Linked DNA regions of Homo sapiens: regions 2 and 3 are each linked to region 1. A link is a contact called in ENCODE Hi-C or POLR2A ChIA-PET data. All regions are on one chromosome and are shown on one strand. Each heading gives the region's core, a stretch centred on a gene start or an enhancer-like site at or near the end of the contact. The rest is flanking DNA. Distances are from core to core; before and after follow the strand shown. Region 1 overlaps LIAS (lipoic acid synthetase). Region 2 overlaps RHOH (ras homolog family member H). Region 3 overlaps N4BP2 (NEDD4 binding protein 2).

Region 1 (2,796 bases), core at 142-2,641:
TGCTGTGGCTCACGCCTGTAATCTCAGCACTTTGGGAGGCAGAGGCAGGCAGATTACCTGAGGTTGGGAGTTCGAGACCAGCCTGACCAACATGGAGAAACCCCGTCTCTACTAAAAATACAAGATAGCCAGGCGTGGTGGCACATGCCTGTAATCCCAGCTACTCGGTAGGCTGAAGCAGGAGAAGAATCACTTGAACTCGGGAGGCGGAGGTTGCAGTGAGGTGAGATTGCGCCATTGCACTCCAGCTTGGGCAAAAAGAGCGAAACTCCATCTAGAAAGAGAAAGGAAAAAAAAAATATATATATATATATATATTTTTTTATATTATATATATTCATATATATTTATATATATATATTCAGCACTAATATGTGTAATAAATGATGCAGAAGAAAAACTCGTGGCTCACGCCTATAATCCTAGCACTTTGGGAGGCCGAGGCGGGCGGATTACCTGAGGTTGGGAGTTCAAGACCAGTCTGGCCAACATGATGAAACCCCATCTCTACTAAATATACAAAAAATTTTAGCTAGGTGCAGACCTGTAATTCCAGCTACTCTGGAGGCTGAGGCAGGAGAATTGCTTGAACCCGGGAGGCGAAGGTTGCGGTGAGCCGAGATAGTGCCATGGTACTCCATCCTGGGCGACAGCAAAACTTTGTCTCAAAAAAAAAAAAAAAGAAAAAAACTCATATCATTCAGATGTACTTTTTAAAAAAAGTAGACACTATGCTTTCTTATTCCTAATAATTTCAGTAATTAAGACTAATCATTGGCAAGTAACACTGATGTAAGAAAAAAAGTAAGGATTGTTATCCACATCCATTCAAATTTTAGAAAAATGAACATTTTAAGCTTCGGGCAAGAGTAATATCATTTTTTTCTTTAATTTTAGCATTTAGCAGTGATTTTATTAGCTTCTACATATGATCTGTGTCATAGAGCCTGAAAGAAGTTACAGTAAACAATAACCACCATTTTCACTAAATCATAAACAGTAGAGACCATAACTTAATTTCAGTGGAGAAATTCTGTTAAAAAGTGATTTCTATAATGTCAGTTTCAGTTACTTTTAAGTTCATAAATTTGTTTCTTCTCTTTCCTGTTAACTAGTCTCCAATGAAAAACAATTACAGAAAATAAAGCTGCATTAGAATTGAAATGAAATCCAGTTTAACATCAGAAGCTTTCTGGCCTTTTGGCTTAAAGGATAAGTCATTTAAGCCATGGTGGTTTGGCCATTGTTGAAGTCTAGGACACAGCCTGTTCCAACCTCATCATGATACCACCACCAGTGGGTGCCAGTTTCCCTGGTTTCACTTAAAAACATGATCCTTTCCAGTGAAAATTCCAGAATCATGCATTTCTTTACCTAATATGTGGCAGTGTTGTATACTTACCAGCAGAGGGCAGCTTAGTCTTCAGAAAAGAAATGAACTTGAAAGTTTCAACCCTCTGACATGTGGGTTCAGCTTATTTTTTTCTTTGTTCAGTATGGAGACTCTCTTACTTCTGCTTTTTTTCCTTTCTCTTCTAATTTTTCGCTTCAGAATTCTGGTTTCTCAATGCATAAACTGAAGTAATTTCTTCCATTCTACTTTTCTCTGCCCCAGGCTTGAGATAGAACTAGGGAGCCCAGTGAGGCCTTTTCTTTCCTAAATTAACAGGCATCTGTGCATAAATGCTACCTTTGAACTATGTGATTTAAGATAATGTGCAGAATGTACTTCTCTGGTCTTTCAGGTTGCTTGCATAACTATGTACTTGGTTGAACTTGTAATTCTTGCTGACAACAGTCCTGCTGTTTTCCAGTAAGGTTCGTGATCCTCGGGCCAATTTTGATCAGTCCCTACGTGTACTGAAACATGCCAAGAAGGTTCAGCCTGATGTTATTTCTAAAACATCTATAATGTTGGGTTTAGGCGAGAATGATGAGCAAGTATATGCAACAATGAAAGGTAAAGAAATTGAAAAATGAAAAATCTTTCCCATGTAATTTGAGTAATAGCAGGAACCCACTCACTTTGAAGGCCCTTCTAAGAACAAAGAAAAGTATATGGTTATAGATGGCAGCATGAAAAGGAAACCAACTTGCACATGCACCCTCAAATCTAAAATACAAGTTAAAAAAAAAAAAGCAAAGGAAATAAATTTTCTTGGAATTTCATGGAGTGATATGCATGACGCTCAGGATACAAAATTTATATCCCATTTTATTCCCCATCCTTTGCATCCACTGAAAGCATGATTTCATCCACTTTTCTCATTCTATCATTGGACACTTTTGGAGAGCCAGCCTGGTACCAGGCACTGACAGTTCATAGATCAATGAGACTAATCCAGGCCTCTGAGAAAGAGCTTACTTGTAGCATTGTCACATAACATGGTGTGCTTTGGACTTTGCTGAACTTTAGTCCCGTAAGTCCATTTGCTTTGTGATTCTTGGACTTTTTAAACTTTGGAATTTCAAAGTTTTAATTTTAGCTGAGGACCCTTGGACTACTTGTAGTTATTTAGTGGTTCAAAGAGTAATAAGTTCATATAATAATCAAGACCTGCTGTTTACCACATTGCACACAGTTTATTAGAAAGATTCTGATATGTCATAGTTTAAATCACAGCCCCCATAGCATATCTTGTGCATTGAGTAAAAGCCTAATGCAACATATTTGCTCTATAATATAGGTGCATTGAGGTTTTTGCATATACCATTTCCCATACCTTTTCTACCAGACTCCTACTCTAAAATACCCTCCACTACTATTTTAGCATTGATTCCATAGTATTAGAAGTA
Region 2 (2,796 bases), core at 189-2,688, 780 kb after region 1:
TTAACATGTCAGTGGGAAGGAATTTCTATTCACTGCAGTGGGCTGTCCCCCAGGCTTTTCTTTCTCTCTTGTTGAAGAGAGATGGGGGTGGGTATCTGAAAGTGGGAAGGGCCACCATACATGATCCTAAGTGAAGGAAGAGGAGGTGGTTCCACGGTGGCAGCAGAGCAGGAAGGGAAGGCCAGAGAGGGCACACTCAAATGGCTTTGCTGTCACCTGGGCAAAGACACACAGGTGAGACCTCCACCTGTTGGCGGGAGCCAAGCTTAACAGCTCCGTCTGGGAACTCTCATACCTGAGACCAGGAATCTATGTGTAAACCCTTTCCAGTGGCAGAATCTGGCAGAAATGGAGCCGATAAGTGTCTGTCTTCCTGCTAGACTGCTGTTCTTGAAGGTAGCACTGCCTCCTGGTCTCCTCAGTGTCCCCAGGGCTCAGCACAGGGAAGGCAATGGAGGTAAAGTTGTGTTAAACTGAAATGGAGAGAAAGACAGTAATTGGGCTTCTGTGCCACACAGTGGTTATAGAAAGCAAGCAGACCCTCACCAGCCTTGTAGGGGTAAGAAGAAAAATAGGTCATATGGGTAGAATCCGTGTGTTGTGTGTTCTACATAAGCACATACTTACTTTTGCCTGCCTAGATGCAGACACAGGTTTCTTATACTTCAAAATTTGTGGTACCTTTTTGTAGACTATTGCATATCGATTCTTAACTATTCCAAGTAGCAGCATTAAATATGTTCTTGATGACATTAAAGAGTTAATTTTCATGGTCGGGTAGTTCATTCTTGTCTCTGTCAGCCTGGGCTGCTATAGTGGAAAACCATAGACTAGGGGACTTCAATAACAGAAATTTATCTCTCACAGTTCTGGAGGCTGGGAAGTCCAAGGCAAGGGACAGCATGGTTGGGTTCTGGTGAGACCCCTCTGCCTGGTTTGCAATGGCTGTCTTCTTGCTGTGTTCTCACATGGTAGAGCAAGAGATCATCTTTCTGGTGTTTCTTCTTCTAAGGATAATAATCCCATTCATGAGGGCTCAACCCTCATGATCTAATACCTCGCAAAGTCCTCACCTCCAAATACCATCACACTGGGGATTAGGCCTCAACATTTTGAGATTTGTGGGGACACAAACATTCCATCCATAGCAATTCTATTCTGTCTTACTTTCCACTGACTAGTTAACTGGGCAGCAGAATCCAGTGCAGTGAGTGACAAGAAAGCTAGAAGCATCCTGATTAAGTTTGTTCAGTGCTTCAGATGTGCTGTGCCGGCCACCGAGCGAAGCATTCTTTTGCCACATGTGTGTAGGCCCACATTATACTGAGTCCCATCTTACATGAGGAAACTGAGGCTCAGCATGTTGATGTGACAAGGCCAAGCCCATGCAGCAGGTGAGTGGCTGCCCCAGGAGTCTCAAGTGGGTCTGCTCAAAACCACCCTGCCCCACTTCCTCCCAGAGCAGCTTGACTGAATGGCTTTGCCACATCCGACCTCATGTAGCTTGCAGCTCCACCCCTGCCAGTCAAGTAGCCTGTATTTTAAAAAATATATTTTTATTTTTATTTTTTAATTTTTAGATTTTTTTTATTTTTTTGAGACGGAGTCTCGCTCTGTCACCCAGGCTGGAGTGCAGTGGTGTGATCTCCGCTCACTGCAAGCTCTGCCTCCCGGGTTCATGCCATTCTCCTGCCTCGGTCTCCCGAGTAGCTGGAAAAATATATTTTTAAATAAAATATTCCAAGTCTGACCTTTGTCCTGCCCTTGTCTTTCTGGCAATGAGAATGGGACCCACCTATGTCACACAACACCATCATTTGCAAAGGTCTCCATTCCAATCCTTGGTATTTAAAGCATAACTCCAAAGGCTGATTGCATATAAATTGGCAGAGATGAAATACACCATTATTTAATGTTATAAAAAGCTTGGGAAATATTCTCTTTTTCTTTTTTTATTAAAAAACTTTTTTTGAGACAGGGTTTTGCTCTGACACCCACAGTGGAGTGTAGTGGTGTGATCATGGCTCACTGCAGCCTCAACTTCTGGAGCTCAAGTGATCCTCCCACCTCAGCCTCCCAAGTAGCTGGGACCATGGGTGCACACCACCAAACTTGGCTAATTTTAAAAATTATAGAGACAGGGTCTCACTACGTTGCCCAGGCTGGTCTTGAACTCCTGGGCTCAAGCGATCTTCCCACCCTGGCCTCCCAGAGTGCTAAGATTACAGGTGTGAGCCACTGTGCCCAGCCAATATTCTCTTTCTCTTCATTTTTTGTTTGTTTGTTTGTTTTGTTTTTTGGAGATGGAGTTTTGCTCTTGTCGCCCAGGCTGGAGTGCAATGGTGCACTCTCGGCTCACTGCAACCTCTGCTTTCTGGGTTCAAGTGATTCTCCTGCCTCAGCCTCCCAAGTAGCTGAGATTACAGGCATGTTCCATTACGCCTGGCTAATTTTGTATTTTTAGTAGAAATGGAGTTTCACCATGTTGGTCAGGCTGGTCTTGAACTCCTGACCTCAGGTGCTCCACCCGCCTCGGTCTCCCAAAGTGTTGAGATTACAGGCGTGGGCCACCGTGCCTGGCCAATATTCTCTTTTTCTTATCTCACTTTTCCACCCCTCAGGTTTCAGGTATTTCCTTTGAACAAGGGAGTGACAGGGAAGAGGAGAGTTTGGCTCTTCTCTTTCAAGGATTTCGTACTTAGGAGGCGCCCTTTACCCAGAATGAAATGTGATGAAAGGACTCACTTTGGTGCATCTGTAGAGTTATGACATGACAGAGGGGACAGGGCTCTGTGA
Region 3 (2,796 bases), core at 167-2,666, 650 kb after region 1:
ATCACCTAGTACTTGCTGTAGTGAAAATAATCAAGAAGACTGTGATCTTGCAAATAGTGGACCACTTCAAAATGAAAAATCCTCACCTGGTGAAATAGTGGAAGAAAGAGCAACAGTAACGAAAAAAGCCTTTGGGAAACAAAAAAGCAAATCGACTTTGGAAAAGTTCCCAAGACATGAGCTATCAAATTTTGTTGGTGACTGGCCAGTTGATAAGACTATTGGTCAGAGGACAAAAAGGAACAGAAAAACTGAAAAAACTTCATCCGTACAAAGCGACAAAAAGTATAATTACCCTCAGTCACACAAATTAGTTAACAGTGTATCTGTGAATACAGATTGTGTCCAGCAACGAGGATCTCCACATGAAAGTGTAGAGGATGGCAGAAAGTCACAGTGTGATGATGCTTCAGAGCCACTCAATAGCTATAAATATGATGCTTATAAAAATATTGACAAAAACTCATTCAACATTATGGGTGACTGGCCTTCATCTGATTCTTTAGCTCAGAGGGAACACAGATCAAGAATGCCAAAGACTGGTTTAAGTGAGCCCAACCTAGAAATTGGAACAAATGACAAAATGAATGAAATATCCTTATCTACAGCACATGAGGCCTGTTGGGGCACAAGCTCTCAAAAACTAAAGACATTGGGTAGCTCCAATCTAGGAAGTTCTGAAATGCTGCTCAGTGAAATGACCTGTGAGAGTCAGACTTGTCTAAGTAAAAAGAGTCATGGGCAACACACATCGTTGCCTCTTACTTTTACCAATAGTGCACCAACTGTTTCTGGAGTAGTAGAACCACAAACGTTAGCTGAATGTCAAGAGCAAATGCCTAAGAGAGACCCTGGAAAAGAAGTAGGCATGTGCACCCAGACTGAACCACAGGATTTTGCTCTTTTATGGAAAATAGAAAAGAATAAAATTAGCATTTCAGATTCTATCAAAGTATTAACAGGAAGATTAGATGGATTTAAGCCGAAAGTTTTCAATATTAACACAAAATCAGACGTTCAAGAAGCAATTCCATATAGAGTAATGTATGATAAAAGCACGTTTGTTGAAGAAAGTGAGCTTACCAGTGCAGATGAATCTGAAAATCTTAACATTCTTTGTAAACTGTTTGGATCCTTTTCATTAGAAGCCCTGAAAGACTTATATGAGAGGTGCAATAAAGATATTATTTGGGCCACAAGCCTTTTGTTGGATTCTGAAACTAAGTTATGTGAGGATACAGAGTTTGAGAATTTCCAAAAATCGTGTGATGGATCACAAATTGGGCCTTTTTCTCTGGGGTTGAATTTGAAAGAAATTATTAGCCAAAGAGGAACTTTAGAGAATTCTAATTCTCCTGTGCCAGAGTTTAGCCATGGGATTGGTATTAGTAACGCTGACTCACAGTCTACTTGTGATGCAGAAAGAGGAAACTCAGAGCAGGCGGAAATGAGAGCTGTCACTCCTGAAAACCATGAATCGATGACAAGTATATTTCCCAGTGCTGCTGTGGGTCTAAAGAATAATAATGACATACTTCCTAACAGCCAGGAAGAACTTTTATATAGCAGTAAGCAGTCCTTTCCAGGTATTCTAAAAGCTACTACTCCTAAAGATATGAGTGAAACAGAAAAAAACCTAGTAGTCACAGAGACTGGAGACAACATACATTCTCCTTCACATTTCTCTGATATTTTTAACTTTGTATCTAGTACTTCAAATCTTGAATTAAATGAAGAAATTTATTTTACTGATTCTCTTGAAATAAAGAGAAATGAAAATTTTCCAAAGGATTATGTGAAATTTTCAGATGAAGAAGAATTTATGAATGAAGATGAGAAGGAAATGAAGGAAATTCTAATGGCAGGAAGTAGTTTATCAGCTGGAGTTAGTGGGGAAGATAAAACCGAGATATTGAATCCCACTCCAGCGATGGCCAAATCTCTGACCATAGACTGTCTGGAATTGGCATTACCCCCTGAACTGGCTTTTCAACTTAATGAATTATTTGGTCCTGTTGGTATTGATTCAGGTAAGGAAAAAGTAAATGACCATGTGTGTGTCTTTGTGTGACTAGACTACAGAGGGTTCTATTTTGTATTTTTTTTTTTTCTGAGATGGAGTCTCGCTCTGTTGCCCAGGCTGGAGTGCAGTGCCTCAATCTTGGCTCACTGCAACCTCTGCCTCCCAGGTTCAAGTGATTCTCCTGCCTCAGCCTCCAGAGTAGCTGGGATTATAGGCATGTGCCACCGTACCTGGCTAGAGAGTTCTATTTTGATTGTAAAATTATATTCTATGTTAACTGAAATGCAAAAGTAATTTTATGTTGCCTAACTTCACATAGTGCCTTATTTTTGACACATTTCTGGAGGACTTTAAAAAATACAATAGGAAGAAATAGAGAATATTTATATGGAGTTTGTATTTATCCCATACATAGTTTGAACGTTTTCTCTGGTATTTACTTCACACTTAATTGTACGGATGAACCTTTTAAAATCCTTTGGTGCTACTCCAGATACATTTAAGACAAGATTAATTTTTTAGAACATATTTATTGAAAAGTCTTGACTAATAGAAATGAATAAAGTAAACATATTTAGACTCATGGAAAGGAATAACTTAGATTTACTGTGAAGCTTTGTATAACTGCAGTAGTCAAGAAGTGTGAAGACAGTAACATAGCATATAACATAAATAGAAATACTCTAAGATTTAGTAAATAGAAGCATAAGTTAGGAATTAATAGTACAAGTTAGTTTTGTGATGCATAAGGTGGTTTAGTATGTTTTCTGCAA

Evidence for each region. A loop is a pair of places that touch in the nucleus more often than their neighbours do. ChIA-PET counts read pairs that join two places held with the same protein, here RNA polymerase II (POLR2A). Pooled maps may share reads with other maps.
Region 2: a loop to region 1 is called in a pooled map, with 3 times the contacts of the local background. The contact joins two enhancer-like sites. A Hi-C loop is called at or near these places in 4 of 50 pooled maps. POLR2A ChIA-PET finds 5 or more read pairs at or near these places in 3 of 52 experiments (GM12878, K562 and activated CD8-positive, alpha-beta memory T cell).
Region 3: a loop to region 1 is called in a pooled map, with 7 times the contacts of the local background. The contact joins two enhancer-like sites. A Hi-C loop is called at or near these places in 5 of 50 pooled maps. POLR2A ChIA-PET finds 5 or more read pairs at or near these places in 3 of 52 experiments (H1, naive thymus-derived CD4-positive, alpha-beta T cell and naive thymus-derived CD8-positive, alpha-beta T cell).

The regions. Positions count from the first base shown.
Region 1 is chr4:39,468,205-39,471,000 of GRCh38, forward strand. LIAS (lipoic acid synthetase) reads left to right here. Exons shown (of 11, transcript NM_006859.4): 8 at 1,815-1,960. Among named protein-coding and RNA genes, the nearest start is that of LIAS, 11 kb to the left of the region's middle. Within about 2 kb of position 1,392, at least 14 of the 41 ENCODE cell types and tissues checked have a DNase peak (open chromatin) inside an H3K27ac peak, as active enhancers do.
Region 2 is chr4:40,246,198-40,248,993 of GRCh38, forward strand. RHOH (ras homolog family member H) reads left to right here. Exons shown (of 3, transcript NM_004310.5): 3 at 1-770. Among named protein-coding and RNA genes, the nearest start is that of RHOH, 51 kb to the left of the region's middle. Within about 2 kb of position 1,439, at least 5 of the 41 ENCODE cell types and tissues checked have a DNase peak (open chromatin) inside an H3K27ac peak, as active enhancers do.
Region 3 is chr4:40,120,280-40,123,075 of GRCh38, forward strand. It overlaps N4BP2 (NEDD4 binding protein 2), which reads left to right. Exons shown (of 18, transcript NM_018177.6): 9 at 1-2,030. Among named protein-coding and RNA genes, the nearest start is that of N4BP2, 65 kb to the left of the region's middle. Within about 2 kb of position 1,417, at least 4 of the 41 ENCODE cell types and tissues checked have a DNase peak (open chromatin) inside an H3K27ac peak, as active enhancers do.